Regions from separate parts of the Homo sapiens genome. Here region 1 is linked to region 2. Evidence: read pairs that join two places in POLR2A ChIA-PET (ENCODE). Cell type or tissue: OCI-LY7. All regions are shown on one strand. Each heading gives the region's core, and the rest is flanking DNA. Links, peaks and the distances in the headings are about the cores only.

Region 1 (7,779 bases), core at 1,638-6,637, 78 kb after region 2:
AATTAGTAATTAGGAACATGGCTTCTTGAGTTTAAAAGACCTGAATTTGAAACTAACTTTCTGCCTCTAAAAAGAGGGATGGGGGTGTGGCATTGGGCAAGTTCTTTTTTAAGTCCAGTTTCAGCCAGGTGCAGTGGCTCATGCCTGTAATCCCAGCACTTTGGGAGGCCAAGGCGGGCGAATCACGAGGTCAGGAGTTCGAGACCAGCCTTGCCAACATGGTGAAACACTGTCTCTACTAAAAATACAAAAAATTAGCCGGGAGTGGTGGCAGGTGCCTGTAATCCCAGCTACTCGGGAGGCTGAGGCAGGAGAATCGCTTGAACCTGGGAGGCAGAGGTTGCAGCGAGCCAAGACCACATCATAGCACTCCAGCCTGGGTGACAGAGCAAGACTTCATCTCAGAAAAAAAAAAAAAAAGTCTCAGTTTCCTCATTGGTCAACGGTGGTTCACACCAGGTTCACGTTAGCACCGTGGAGGTGACATGCATGTATGTCCCAGACTTAGCACACTGCCTGGGACCCAGGGAATGATCCAAGATGACATCTGCAGGTTTGGGGCAAGTATCCATTCTTCCCTCCTTCCCACCTGCTGATTCCACCTCACCTTCCATTGAATATTTGAAGAAAAGATCATTGACATTGGTCACGGTTTCTCCATCTTCTGCCTGGCTCCTGAGGAGGTAGATTCTTTTAATTAAGTCAGCAATAACTTGGTTGACTTCTCCAGAATAAATGGCCACATCTTTCGGTTTCAGAATTCTTTGTCTCAATACGCTTCTCATCTTGAGCCACTGTTCACCCTCCCTAGAAGAATCAAGTGAGTTTCAAATCATCTTACTTACACTGACATTCTGGGAAAGAATTCAAGGAACCTCTAGAAAAAATTTCAGCCATAAAGAATCAACAAGAGCTGCCCAACAAAGTAGAATTAAGACAGGAAAGACTTTTTGCTGGGGAGAGAGAAGTTAATAACTGCAGCCCTGGAGCCTGTTAGAGCTTCTTACACTCTTGCCTTTGAAGCAAACTTTAAGGAAAAAACTACCAGTGGTAAGTAATAATCTTTAGTAAAAGTAATACGACTTCCTTTAAAAAATCTTGAAATAATATTGTAATAAAGAAATGAGATTGCTAATTAGCAAAAGAAAAATATATATATATATGCATACATATGTATATATAAATGAAGTAAGTACTGATATTAAAAAAGAAAAAGAGGGCCAGGCATGGTGGCTCATGCCTGTAATCCCAGCACTTTAGGAGGCCAAGATGGGTGGATCACCTGAAGTCAGGAATTCAAGACCAGCCTGGCCAACATGGTGAAACCCCATCTCTACCAAAAATAGAAAAATTTAGCCGGGTGTGGTGGTGGGCACCTGTAATTCCAGCTACTCGGGAGGCTGAGGCAGGAGAATCACTTGAACCCGGGAGGCAGAGGTCATGGTGAGCCAAGATCACGCCATTGCACTCCAGCCTAGGCGACAGAGCGAAACTCCATCTCAAAAAAAAAAGAAAGAAAGAGAGAGAGAGAGAGAGAAAAGGAAGGAAGGAAGGAAGGAGGGAGGGAGGGAGGGAGGGAGGAGGGAGGGGGGAGGGAGGAAGGAAAGAGAGAGAGAAAGAAAGAAAAGAAAGAGAGAGAGAAAGAAAGAAAAGAAAGAGAGAAAGGAAAGAAAGAAAAAGAAAGAAAGAAAGAAAGAAAGAAAGAAAGAAAGAAAGAAAGAAAGGAAGGAAGGAAGGAAGGAAAGAAAGAAGGAAAGAAAGAAAGAAAGAAAGAGAGAGAGAGAGAGAGAGAGAAAGAAAGAAAGAAAGAAAGAAAGAAAGAAAGAAAGAAAGAAAGAAAGAAAGAAAGAAAGAAAGAAAGAAGACTGCAGCTTGTTACCAGGGTGTGGGAAAGAAAGAGGGACTGCAGCTTGTTACCAGGGTGTGGGGCCTTGGGGCTCCTGGCTGCACTCGGAGAGCACCCAGGTAGCAGGCCCAGCACACCGCTCCCAGTGAAGGCAGGACGCTGAGGGAACCCCTTGGAGGTCTGAGGAGTGTTCTGCAGTTTCTCAGAGGGTCGTGGCAGGACTGAGCCTCAAGTGCCCACGAGCGTCACCCACACCTCCACACCTCCGCATGGCTTGCCTCCCAACCCTGCTCCACTTTCGCGTTCTCAAGGAGACCACCTGCACTCAAAGCCTTGCCTCCAGATGGACTTTGGAGGACCCAAGCTAAGCCAGCCCGGCGCCTGGGCCTAGGCACTGCCCTTCCCTTTGCTGTCCACTGTGCTGAAGTCACCAGCACCGCCTCTCTCCATCTCAGCCGAAGAGGGGTCCAGGCACCCACACAGGCTCCTGAGCCTGCAGCTAACGGGGCAGACAGCAGAGAGATTCTGCCTCAGCATTCGGGCCCCTCTAGGCCTGAACATCCAGGAGGAGCTGTTTAATTATTTCCCCCAGGACGGAAATTGAGGGACCCTGGTGACATCTGGTCACGATTCTTATTTATCTTACTTGAGAAATTGGTGGCTGTATTTCTCCCCAATTTATGTATAAGGACATAGATATCAAAAGAGCTGCAAACAGAAGTCCCACCCCATGGGGATTTGGACCGGGGCATCTGCAGGCGCCCTGGGCCTCCCTGCCTGGCCGCGGGCCACGATCTCTTGGAAGGCACAGAGGTGTTGGTGACGCTGGTTCAAAATGAATAATCACAGTCTGCTATGAGACAGGAAAATCACCACGTGGCGACCAAGGCTGGAGGTTCTTAGCCCCTCGTCAAAGGGATTTTCCTGAAATAGTGACCACCTCCTTTCCCTGTGCACAGACAAGGGCGCTGTGAGTTTTGTCTGCCTCGGTTATCACTGAATGGACTCCCAAAGCCACAAAGCCCTGCTTCCGAAGCGCTCTGCCCACCACGGAGCCAGCGTCGCCCCTCCTGGCTCCTGACGGGACAACTCTGCACGGAGGAGGAGCCAGAAAGCCCAGCAGGGCTCTCATGTCTGGGAGATCGCACAAGGAGACTGTCTGATATCATTCCATGGGGGGGTTCTGTGCTTTTTTAAGAGCTGGCTTTTAGGAACTCAGCTTTGGAGGAGGGGGCCTCCCCCTGAGCTCCCCCTCCAGCCCGTGGCTCAGCCCGGGCCCACATACTCACGCCGAGATGAGCCCGGTGGCTCTCCCCCGCAAGTCTCGGTACTCCCGCCAGGACTCCATGTTGGCTCTCTGGGGCGCAGCGCCCTCCGCCCGGAGCACCTGAGCCACCATATCGCGGTCTGCAATAGATACTACAAACTGAGGACCAAAGTGAGACTTGAAGATTTTTCCATATTCCCGTGTGTGCTTCTGCTGCAATACCATGGAGAAATCAAAAAAGGAAAAAATACATAGATATGATATACCTTTAACATAAACATCCTGTGTGCTAGAGGAGCAGAAAATTGGGGCAGAGGGAAGTGCTATCTAACACAGCACTGAATCAGAGCAGTAATTTACATATTGCTGAGATAAACATGTTTTCACATAACCATCTCTTTTTTGTTGTTTCCGTTTGTTTGTTTGTTTGTTTGTTTGTTTGTTTTTTAGAGACAGGGTCTTGCTCTGTTGCCCAGGCTGGAGTGCAGTGGCATAAACATAGCTCACCGCAGCCTCCAACTCCTGGGCCCAGGCAATCCTCCCACCTCAGCCTCCCAAGTAGCTAGGACTGCAGGTGCACACCTCCACTCCCAGCTAATTTTTTATTTTTTGTAGAAACAGGGGTCTCTCAATGTTGCCAGGCTGGTCTCGAACTCTTGGCCTCAAGTGATCCTCCTGCCTCAGCCTCCCAAAGTGCTGGGATTACAGGCATGATCATGGAAGTTTTCTTATTCTTTAGGGATATGTTTTTAAAACTACCTTAGCTGTGTGAAGCAACAAGAGAGAAATGTCATTATAAGAGACAAATGTCCAGAGCAAACAGAGCCCTGTCTGCCAGCCCCTTTCCATGGGCCCAACAGCTCTACCCAAGCAGTACCAAGCCAACTCTGCAGAGCAAGCCCTCTGTGGACAGTCTGTAACGAGCCTCTAAAACTGACTCCCAGCAAGAAAATGAAGGAAAAGACATCTGGATTGGAAATGAAGAAGTCAGGCTATCTCTATTGGCAGATGACGTGATCTCACATACAGAAAATCCTACGGAACCTACTAAAAAACTATTAGAACTAATAAACAAGTTCAATAGGACACAAAATCAGTATACAAAAATCAATTGTATTTCTATACACTAGCAGTGAACAATCCAAAATGAAATTTAAAAAACAATTCAATTTACAATACATCAAAAAGAATACAATACTTGACCAGCTGCAGTGGCTCATGCCTGTCTGTAATCCCAGCACTTTTGGGAGGCTTAGGTGGGTGGATCGCTAGAGCACAGGAGTTCAAGATAAGGTTGGGCAACATGGCAAAATTCTGTCTCTAAAAAAAATACATGGCTGGGTGCAAAGGCTCATGCCTGTACTCTCTGCACTTTGGGAGGCCAAGGCGAGGGGATCACCTGGGTTCAAGAGTTTGAGACCAGCCTAGCCAACATGGTGAAACCCCATTTCTACTAAAAACACAAAAATTATCCAGGCATGGTGGTGTGCACCTGTAATCCCAGCTACTCGGAGGCTGAGGCAGTAGAATCGCTTGAACCCAGGAGGCAGAGGTTGCAGTGAGCCGCAAGACTGCGCCATTGCACTCCACCCTGGGCAACAAGAGTGAAATTCTATCTCAAAAAATACATATATATACAAAAATTAGCGAGGCATGGCAGTGTGAGCCTGTAGTCCCAGCTACTCAGGAGGCTGAGGTGGGAGGATCACGTGAGCTCAGGAGGTGGAGGTTGCAGTGAGTGAAGATTGTACCACCACACTCAGGCCTGGGTGACAGAGCAAGACTCTGTCACAAAAAAAAAAATAATAATATTCTTAGAAATAAATTTAACAGGAGAAGTGTAAAACCTATACTCTGAAAACTATAAAACATTGTCTAAAGAAATCTACAAAACATTGTTTAAAGAAATCTACAAAACATTGTTTAAAGAAGCCTGAAATAAATGGCAAGACATGAAATAAATGGCAAGATATCCCATGTTCATGGACTGGAAGACTTAATATTGTTGAGAAAGAAATACACCTCAAAGTGTATAAATAGATTCAGCACAATCCCTATCATAATTCCAGTGGGCTTCTTTGTAGAAACTGATAAGCTGATCCTAAAATTCATATGAAAATGCAAGAGACCCAGAATAGCCTAAACAATCTCGAAAAAAGAACAAAGCTGGTGGACCCCCATTTTCCTGTTTCAAGACTTAGTATGGGAGAGGGGCCAAGATGGCCAACTAGAAGCAGTGGTGCTCAGAGGCTCCCATCAAAAAAAACATAATAAGCATGTGAAACCTTCCCTGGCAGCCAGGGTATCCAGGTTCTCTCATCAAAATTGACTAGAAGGCTGGCATAACCCACGGAGAGAAGGAAGAACAGTGTAGTGCAGTGGCCCACCTGGAAGCCACACGGGGAAGGGAACCCACTCCCCCCAGCCAAGGGAGGTGGTGAGTGAGCGGGCTACCCAGCTGGGGAAACTGTGCTTTTTCCACAGAACTGTGCAACCTACAGGTCAGAAGATCCCACTCTCGAACCCATGCCACCAGAGCCAAGCATCCCAACCCTGGTATGCACAGATTCCTACAGCCTCTCAGCTGGAATCTGTTTAAGCCTACTGAACTCCTGAGGGGATGGGCGACCAGCACCAGCTGCGGCTGCCTGCTGTCTAAGTAATTTGAGCTCCTTGGGGGAGGGGCAGCAGCCAGCACTGGGACTCACAACTGCCAACAGGCTAAGCTCCCTGGGTTGGGGAAGGGTGGCACCCATTTCTATAGCTCCAGGCTGCACTTTTCCCCTGCTGGAGCCAGGGAGGCTGGATGGCTTGGTCCCAAGAGTTATCCCCACAGCTCAACACACCAGCTGTGGCAGTTGGCAGCCAGAGTGCCTCTTCAGGTCTAACCCTGATCCATCCTTCCTCAGTGGCTGGGGATTCCCAGCAGGATCTCCAACAATTCCAGTCAGAGGCTCGGGGACAGAACTCTGATCTCCCTGGGCCTGAGCCCTTGGGGAAGGGGTGGCCACAGTCTCTGCGGACCAGCAGATTTAGCCTCTTCTCCTGGTAGTTCTGAGGAATCCAGGCAATCCAGACTAGTGGGTTTCCCCCAAGCAAAACACACCCTCCCCACCAAGGGACAAAGTGCTTTATTAAAAGGTTCTTGCTCCCCATGCCACCCAACTGGGTGAGACCCTCCAATAGGGGTTGTCAGATACCCTATACAGAAGCAATCCTACTGGCATCAGGTTGATGCCCCTTGAGGTCAGAGGTCCCAGAAGAAGGAGCAGGCACCCATCATTGCTGCACTTCAGCCTCCTTGAGTGACATCTCCAGGCACAGGAGCAAATCAGAAGAATAGGGCCTGAAGTGAACCCCCAGCAAACTGCAGCAGCCCTACAGAAGAGGGATTGACTATTGAAAGAAAAACAAACAGAAAGCGACAACAACAGCATTGATAACAACAACAAAAAAAGGCCCCCACAAAAACCCCATCCAAGGGTCAGCAGCCTCAAGACTGAAACTAGACAAACTCACAGAGATGAGAAATAATCAACAAAAAAATGCTGAAAACCAAAAGGCCTGAGTGCCTCTTCTCCTCCAAATAATCACAATGTCTCTCCATCAAGAGCACAGAACTGGATGGAGGATCAGATGGACGAATTGACAGAAGTACACTTCAGAAGATGGGTAATAAAAAACTGCGATGACCTAAAGGAGCATGTTCTAACACAATGCAAAGAAGCTAAGAACCTTGATAAAAGGTTAGAGGAACTGCTAACTAGAATAACCAGTTTAGAGAGGAACATAAATGACCAGATGGAGCTGAAAAACACAGTGTGAGAACTTCGTGAAGCATACACAGGTATCAACAGCCAAATCGACCAAGTGGAAGAAAGGATATCAGAATTTGAAGACCACCTTACTGAAATAAGACATGCAGACAAGAATAGAGAAAAAAGAATGAAAAGGAATAAACAAAGCCTCAAAGAAATATGGGACTTCATAAAAACAGCAAACCTACAATCGACTGGAGCACCAGAAGGAGACGGGGAGAATGGAAACAAGCTGGAAAACACACTTCATGATATTATCAAGGAGAACTTCCTCAACCTAGCAAGACAGGCCAACATGCAAATTCAGAAAATACAGAGAACACCATTAAAATACTCCACATTAAGATCAACCCCAAGACACATAGTCATCAGATTCTTCAAGGTTGAAATGAAGGAAAAACTGTTAAGAGCAGCCACAGAGGAAGGCCAGGTCACCTACAAAGGGAAGCCCATCAGACTAACAGTGGATCTCTCAGCAGAAACTCTATACGCCAGAAGAGATTGGGGGCCAATATTCAACATAGTTAAAGAATTTTCAACCCAGACTTTCATATCCAGCCAAACTAAGCTTCATAAGCAAAGGAGAAATAAAATCCTTTCCAGAAAAGCAAATGCTGAGGGATTTTGTTACCACTGGGTCTGCCATGCAAGAGCTCCTAAAAGAAGCACCAAATAAGTAAAGGAAAAACCAGTACCAGCCACTGCAAAAACACACCAAAATATAAAGACCAATGACACTACGAAGAAACTGCATCAACTAGTGTGCAAAATAAGCAAATAGCATCATGATGACAGGATCAAATTCGCACATAACAATACTAACCCTAAATGTAAATGGGCAAATCCCC
Region 2 (7,779 bases), core at 1,693-6,692:
TCCAGGTGCTGGGGTGATTACCCTTATCTTGTCTCCTGCTGAATCATGGAGGTTTGGGGAGTTCCTTCAGACTCTCAATAAGCTTGTTTGTGGGGCCTGGGGAGTTTCTTCAGACCCACGATAAAACGTATTTAATCCTAAATGGGTCCTGTTAAGAATTCCTTCATTACGTTGTCATGCGTTAAGGCCCAGGAAAGACCTAGGCAAAACTCTTGGTGGGCTCTTTGTTACATTCCAGCCTTTTCATAAGGGCACTGGCTTTTAATATTTAACTTAACCACTCAGTACTGAAACAGTTGTTACGGAGGCCTGCATTAGTGAGACCTGGCCTGCCACAATAGTAACCACTGCCACGATGGAAATACCACCCCGCTAGGTGACTGGTGCTACCCCTCAGTCACATCCGCCCCTACCACCCTTCACCTGGCAACCACTCACCTGTTTTCCATTTCTAAGATTTTGTCATTTCAAGAATGTTACATGGGCTGGGCATGGTGGCTCACGCCTGCAATCCCAGCACTTTGGGAGGCTAAGGTGGGCAGATCGCCTGAGGTCAGGAGTTCTAGACCAGCCTTGCCAACATGGTGAAACCCCATCTGTACTAAAAATACAAAAATTAGCCGGGCATGGTGGGGCATGCCTGTAATCCCAGCTACTCGGGAGGCTGAAGCAGGAGGATTGCTTGAACCTGGGAGGCAGAGGTTTCAGTGAGCCAAGATGGCACCACTGCATTCCAGCCTGGGCAACACAGCAAGATTCTGTCTCAAAAAAAAAAATGTTGTATGGCCAAGAGCAGTGGCTTGTACCTGTAATCCCAATACTTTGGGAAGCCAAGGCAGGAGAATCACTTGAGCCCAGGAGTTCGAGACCAGCCTGAGCAACATAGTGAGACCCTCACCTCTACAAAAAAAATTAAAAATTAGCCAAGTATGGTGGCATGCACCTATAGTCTCAGATACTCAGGAAGCTGAGGTTGGAGGATCCCTTGAGCCCAGGAGTTCAAAGTTACAGTAAGCCATGATCATGCCACTGCACTTCAGCCTGGGCAACAGGGCAAGACCTTGTCTTAAAAAAAAAAAAAAAAGGTTGTATGATGGAATCATAAAGTATGTGGTTTCACTGAAAACCACACCTTTAGAGCCATCCAAGCTCCAAGCTGTTGCATCTATTAGTAGTTCATTCTTCAGCATTGCTGAGTAGTATTCCATGGTGTAGGTGAATGGATCACAGTTTAACCATTCGCCTATTGGGAAACATGTACATTGATTACAATTTTTGACTATTGCAAGTAAAACTACTTTGAACAATGGTGTACACACCTTTGTGTAAACATAGTTTTCATTTCTCTAGATAAACACCCAAGAGTACAATTGCCAGATCGTATCACAAGTATATGTTTAGTTTTCTAAGAAATTGTCAAACTCTTTTCCAGACTGGCTGTACCATTCTCCATTCCCACCAGCAAAGTATGGGAGATCTAGTTTCTCTGTATCCTCACCAGCATTTGGTGTTGTCACTGTTTTCCATTTTAGCTGTTCTAATAAGCATATAGTGATATCTCATCATGGTCTTAATTTGCATTTTCCTAATGGCTAGTGATGCTGAACATCTTTTTATGTGCTTGTTTGCCATCTGTATCTCCTCTTCAGTGAAATGTCTCTTTATGGCTTCTGCCTAACTTCTAATTGGATTGCTTCTTTTTTTCACTGTTGAGTTTTGAGAGCTCTTTATGTATTCCAGATAATAGTCCTTTGTAGGAAATGTGGTTTGCAAATATTTTCTCACAGTCCGTAGCTTGTCTTTTTATCCATCTAAGAGGGTCTTTTGCAGAGCAAAATTTTTTAATTTTGATGAAATTCAATTGATCCATTTTTTTTCTTTCAAGGATTGTACTTTTGATGTCATATTTAAGAACTCTTCACCAAGCCTTGGGTCCAAAAGATTTTTCCATATATTGCCTTCTAAAAGATTTCTAGTTTTATAACTTACGTTTAATCTATGATCCATTTTGAGTCAGCTTTTGCAACAGATGTGAAGTTTAGGGCAAGGTCTATTTTTTTGCCTCTCAGTACCTAATTGCTCCAGCACCAGTCATTGAAATGACTATCATCCTTCCATTGATAACCTTTGCACCTTTGTCAAAAATCAATTGGCAACACTTCTGAGGGGCTATTTCTGGATTCTCTTTTTTGGGAGTGGTTCTCTATTTTGTTGCTTTATCTGTGTGTCTGTTCCTTTGCTGATCCCATGTAGAGTTAATTACTGTACCTATATGAAAGCAGGTAGAGAGGTTTTCCCCAATTTATTCTTCCTTTTTGAAGTTGCTCTAGCTATTGTATAATAAAGAATTTGATTGGCTTTTGTCCCTGGTTCCTGGGAAGGAGACTAACTACTCAGAATTTTCCAAGGAACGGGAATGTCTGTTATTTACAAGCGCCTTGGATCCCACCTGGGTTTATGACGAGAGATGAAATGACTCAGGATGGGGCTGGTCACCAGAAAGGCCAACCATGTGGTTAGAGGGTCCAGACTTTGAGCCAGCCCAAACTCCACAGAAAGGAGGGGGCTGGAGAGTGCATTCAATCAGATGATCCATATTCAATCAGTCATGCCTGTGTGATGAAACTTCCAAAAAAAGTCTGGACACTGAAGCTCAGTGGAGCCTTCAGATTAGTTAACACACTGGCGTACCAGGATGGTGATGCATCTTGATTCCACAGGGAGAGAGCACAGAAGATCCACATCCAGGACCTCCCAGGCTTCTCCGCATGTGTCTCTTCATGTGGCTTTTCCTGATTTGTATCCCTTATTTAAAAAACAGTAATCATAAATATAGTGGTTTCCTGAGTTCTGAGTGTCATTTTAGTGAATTCTTGAACCTGAGGAGGTCATGGGAACCCCCCAGGTTTGTAGCCAGTTGGTCAGAAGTGCAGGTGTCCTGGGAACCCCACTGTGGCTGGTGTCTGGAAGAAAGCAGTCCTTGTTGAGGTCCATGCCCTTTAATTTGTGAGATCTGTGCTAACTCTGGATAGCTTCTGCCAGAATTGTCCTGCAGTACACCTCACTGGTGTCAGAATAGTTTGGGTTGGTTGAATGGAATAACTTTTCCAGGCCCTATGCCTTTCCATATAAATTTTAGGATAATCCTAAATTTTATATTTACAAATATAAAATTTGTATATATTTACAAAATTTTTGGCTATATTTACAAAATTTCTGGCTGGGATTTTTACAGGAATTGCATTGTATATCAGTCTGGGGAGAACTGACATCTTTTCAGTGTTGAATCTTCCAACCTATGAATACTATATATCTTCCATTTATTTAGATCTTTTTTGACTACTTTCATTAGAATTTGTTATTAGATGATCAAGTCATTTACAGATAGGGATAGTTTTATTTTTACCTTTCTTATCTGTATGCCTTTAATTTCCTTTTCTTGACTTACTGCCCTGGCTAGAGCTTCCAGTACTATGTTGAATAGCACTGGTAAGAGTGGGCATCCTTGCCTGGTTCCCAATGTTAAGGAGAAAGCACCAGTCTTACACCAAGTATATTAGCTGTAGGTTCCTTGTAGATGTTCTTTATCAAGTTGAGGAAGTTCTCCTAAATTCCTAGTTTTCTGAGAGTTTTCATCATAAACTAGTGTTGAATTTTGCCGAATGCTTTTTCTAGATCAGTCGATAGGATCATATGATTGAATATTAAACCAGCCTCGCTGGAATAAATCCCTCTTGGTCATCATGTATAACCTTTGTATATATTGCTGAATTCTATTTGCTAATATTTTTGTTAAGAATTTTCGCATCCATATTCATGCCATATATAATCATCTAAACATTTAACATCAGTATTTTCTGAATGAATCATTTGAGAAGATCTTTTTTGTAGGTTAAGTCAATGAACACTGGATTAAACACTCAAGAGTTTATTTTTCCCATATAATAATAAGTCTGCAGAAAGGTAGCCTTGGGCAGATGCAATTGTGCAGGGGTGTCATCAAGGACAGAGGTTCCTTCCGTTTTCCAACTCAGTCTCTCTGAGAATAGTTTGTGAGAGATTTGTCCTCACAGCTGCAGGACAGCTGCTGTGCCTCCTGCATTAATTAGGGAGGAGGGGAGGGGCAAAAAGTAAAGAGCTGAAGCGACAGCCCCCCAAGGGTGTCCCTTGTACAGACATCCAGAAGCCCCGCCCAATGAGTGACTTTTGCCTTCATCCTGTTGGCCAGAACTGGGTCACGCACCATGCTTAGCAACAAGGAGATCTGGGGAAGTGAGTATTAAAGCAGACACAGCACTCTGACCACCCTGCTGCCAGTGTGGAGGCAAAGCAGGCAACCGGTGCAGGCGCCCTGGATTACCTGCCTGACCACGTGACAGTGAGGTCCTGTTGGCCACATCTGTGTGGAATTTCAGTTTCTGTTTAAGATCATACTGGCACCGAGTAGAATTCTGTGTCTCCAGGTAAATGTAAGAGAACAGGGCAGATTTCATAATGTCAAAGTTGGCGTCAAGTCAAGAGAAGGCCAAACAACTTCATAATGCCCCATAAAAAAAAAGCTTCACAATAGTTTGGGTAAAGTAGTTGGAGAATTGAGTCTTCTCCTGACACCAAGTTCTATGGGCATGCCAGCTAAACCTGTAAATTAAAACAGAGCAACAGCCTGTACCCCTGCAAAGAGGATAATAAAGCAATATCCTTCATCACATTCAATTTATGTTGTTAATTTTATTTTATGGGTTTTACCGATTGTTTTCCAACTTTTCCTAATGGAAAATTTCAAACATAAATAAATGGAAAAAATAACACAACAAACCCTCATATACCCATGATCTCCATGCAACAGTTGTGACCACTTTGTCACACATATCTGTGGTGAAAAATTATATATTTATTATAAATATATATACGAACCATTTGAAAGTTCATTGCAGGTGACACTTTACTCCTAAAGATTTCAGTGTGGGCTGGGTGTAGTTGCTCATGCCTGTGATCCCAGCACTTTGGGAGGCCAAGGCCGATGGATCACCTGAGGTCAGGAGATCAAATCCAGCCTGGCCAACATGGCAAAACCCCGTCTCTGCTAAAAAATACAAAAATTAGCTGGATATGGTGGTGTGCGCCTGTAATCTCAGCTACAGAGGAGGCTGAGGCAGGAGAATCACTTGAAGCTGGGTGGTGGAGGTTGTAGTGAGCCAAGATTGCACCACTGCACTCCAGCCAGGGCAACAAAGGGAGACTCCGTCTCAAAATAAATAAATAAATACATAAATAAATATTTCAGTGTGCAACTCCTAAGAATAAGAATTTCTACATAAACACACTGCCATTATCACGCCTTAGAAATTTAACAATAATATATCTATTATCTAATATCTAATCCACATTAAATTTAATTTAACTTTACCAGTTGTCACACTGGTGTTTTTAACGGTGTTAAAAACAGGATTCAGTTAAGGTTCACACATTGGATTTGTTGCTAGGATATTTTAGGCTGTTTTGAACAGCCCCCACCAGCTTTTGAGACGATATGATATTACCTGTTTGAGGAAACCAGGTCAGTTTTCTTAAAGAACGTTCCATATTCTGAATGTTGTTTCCTTGGCCTTTGGTTTAACTTGTTCGCCTGGACTTATCATAAACTGGAAGTCAGCTCTGGATCCTTTTCAGCAGACACTCTTCACACTGCTTTACAACAGGAGGTGCCTAACGTCAGCTGGTCCCGTTGTTCATGAGATTCGGGTTGATCACTTGGCAGAGTTGGTGACAACCTGCTCCTTCCGTCGTCAAGGTTTATTTTCATCTCGCAATTAGCAGATGAGCTGCGGGATGGTCATTTGGCACCACGCAAGTATCCTGACCCCCAGCAAGCTCCAACTAGTGGCTTAACCATCCCTGGATGATCGATTTCCAAATCAGTTATTTCACTGGGGTTTGCCAAGTGGTTATTTTCTAATTCTGTCAATCTTTCTAAAAAGCATTCTTGCTAAAAAATAGTATAAATGCTTAATTCCTTCTCTTTATTTCCAGAATACGGAATTGATAGAATAGTCATCGATGTGGGCAAACAAGACGGATTTCCCCTCTTTCTTTCTCTCTCTTTCTTTTTAAACTTGCTATGGACTCATGGATTTCTATTTATTCGATGTTTCCAATCAATTCAGTCCTTATTCTTTTTGATGCTCATATTATATTATCTCAAATCTGGCCAGCAGGAGTCCCTTCTAGCTGGCTCCTTGTCCTTTTGGTATGCCCCTATTAGTCTTTGAAAGTGATTTAGTGAGGGTTCCCTAGAGAAACACAACCCAAAGGAGGGGCATGTGAGTGTGTGTGTTTGTGTGTGAGATATATATATATATATATATACATACACACATATATATACACATTCTTTTTAAGGACTTGCTTCACACATTTGTGGAGGCAGGCGAGTCTGAAATCTGTAGGGCAGGCCAGCATGCTGGACATGCAAGCAAGGTTTCTATGCTACAATCAGGCAGAATGGCTTCTGCTCCAGGAAACTCCAGTTTTGGCTCTTGAGGCCTTCAACTGATAGGATGAGGTCCCCTCACACTATCAAGGGTAAACTCCTTTACTTGAAGTCAACAGATTGTAGCTGTTAATCCATCTACAAAACACCTTCATGGCAACATCTAGACTCCTGTTTGACAAAACTACTGGGCACCATAGTTTAAGGTGACACACGAAATTTTCCAACACAGAATGGTCCCTTTTTTCCTGACATACTTCAGGTTCATTCATATAGGTTAAATATTTGTGTCCCCTGAAAAAATTCACATGTTAGAATCCTATCACCCCATGGAGAGGATTTGTAGATGAAGTCTTTAGGAGGTGATTAGGTCATGGGATTAGTGCCTATACAAAAGAGACCCCAGAGAGCTCCCTTCTGCCTTCTGCCATCTGTGAAGGCACAGAGAGAAAACGGCCATCTAGGAACAAGAAAGTGGGTCCCCACGAGACACCAAACCTGCTGGTGCCTCGATTTTGGACTTCCCAGCCTCCAGAACTGTAAGAAATAAATATATGTTGTTTATGAACCACCCAGTCCAGGTAGTTTGCAGAAAATTGACATTTGAAAAACCATGTTAATATTTCCAATTCAGCTTTAATATTATAGGGTTTCTTCCCCTTTAACGTTTTTTTAATTTTATCTTCATATATCTTTTCCTTTAAGCTGAAAAAATCTTAGTTTCAGTTAGTATTTTTACTTATTTACCTTCACCTACAACATGCATCAAATAGTTCCAAAATTACAATACTGATATTACTCGGAGGACTAAAACTATCAAGCGAAGTTTAAGACTTGTTTTTCATTTTTTTGACCTTAGAATATGTCAGAATACTAAACCTGCTGAACAAAGACGAAAAAAAAACAATAAAATAAAAGAAAGCCTTATGCCTGCTAGTGATACTATAAATTGTTCATTTTCATTAAAACATTATCAGCCCTCATGTTAAATTAATGTTGCTATTTTGTATTTTATTGGTTTTGTATAATTGTTGATATATGATTTCTAAATGTGCTTTGGTTTTATAGTATTATAAGAGCTATCAGCATAAGAAGTGTATGCTTAATTTTATATTTGTATACATTCAAAAGACATAATAATCAAAACCATTTAGGCCATAGTTTCAAGTAAACATGTCGCAGTGAAGTTTGTTGTAGAGTCTTCTTTCCTGAATAGCAAGAAAATGTACAAAGTTAGTTTTTAAAAATTTACAAATTTAGTTTCTTAATATTTCTATAAATGAGTTCTT

What was found. Peaks named below come from ENCODE experiments on the same cell type or tissue, not always from the same donor. Only the 100,000 strongest peaks of a DNase experiment are listed, where the experiment ranks them.
Region 1: POLR2A ChIA-PET joins it to region 2 with 5 read pairs; 3 of 35 experiments call an interaction of 5 or more read pairs at or near these places.

The regions. Positions count from the first base shown.
Region 1 is chr2:127,202,765-127,210,543 of GRCh38, forward strand. It overlaps CYP27C1 (cytochrome P450 family 27 subfamily C member 1), which reads right to left. Exons shown (of 9, transcript NM_001367502.1): 2 at 3,136-3,326; 3 at 608-807. Among named protein-coding and RNA genes, the nearest start is that of CYP27C1, 14 kb to the right of the region's middle. RefSeq lists an enhancer at 5,833-6,382. In OCI-LY7, for the core only: no CTCF peak of the experiment used is centred there; no DNase peak of the experiment used is centred there.
Region 2 is chr2:127,124,393-127,132,171 of GRCh38, forward strand. The region is part of intron 2 of LOC105373605 (a long non-coding RNA gene); the gene reads left to right. Among named protein-coding and RNA genes, the nearest start is that of BIN1, 21 kb to the left of the region's middle. In OCI-LY7, for the core only: no CTCF peak of the experiment used is centred there; a DNase peak (open chromatin) is centred at 4,229; H3K4me3 peaks cover 368 bases.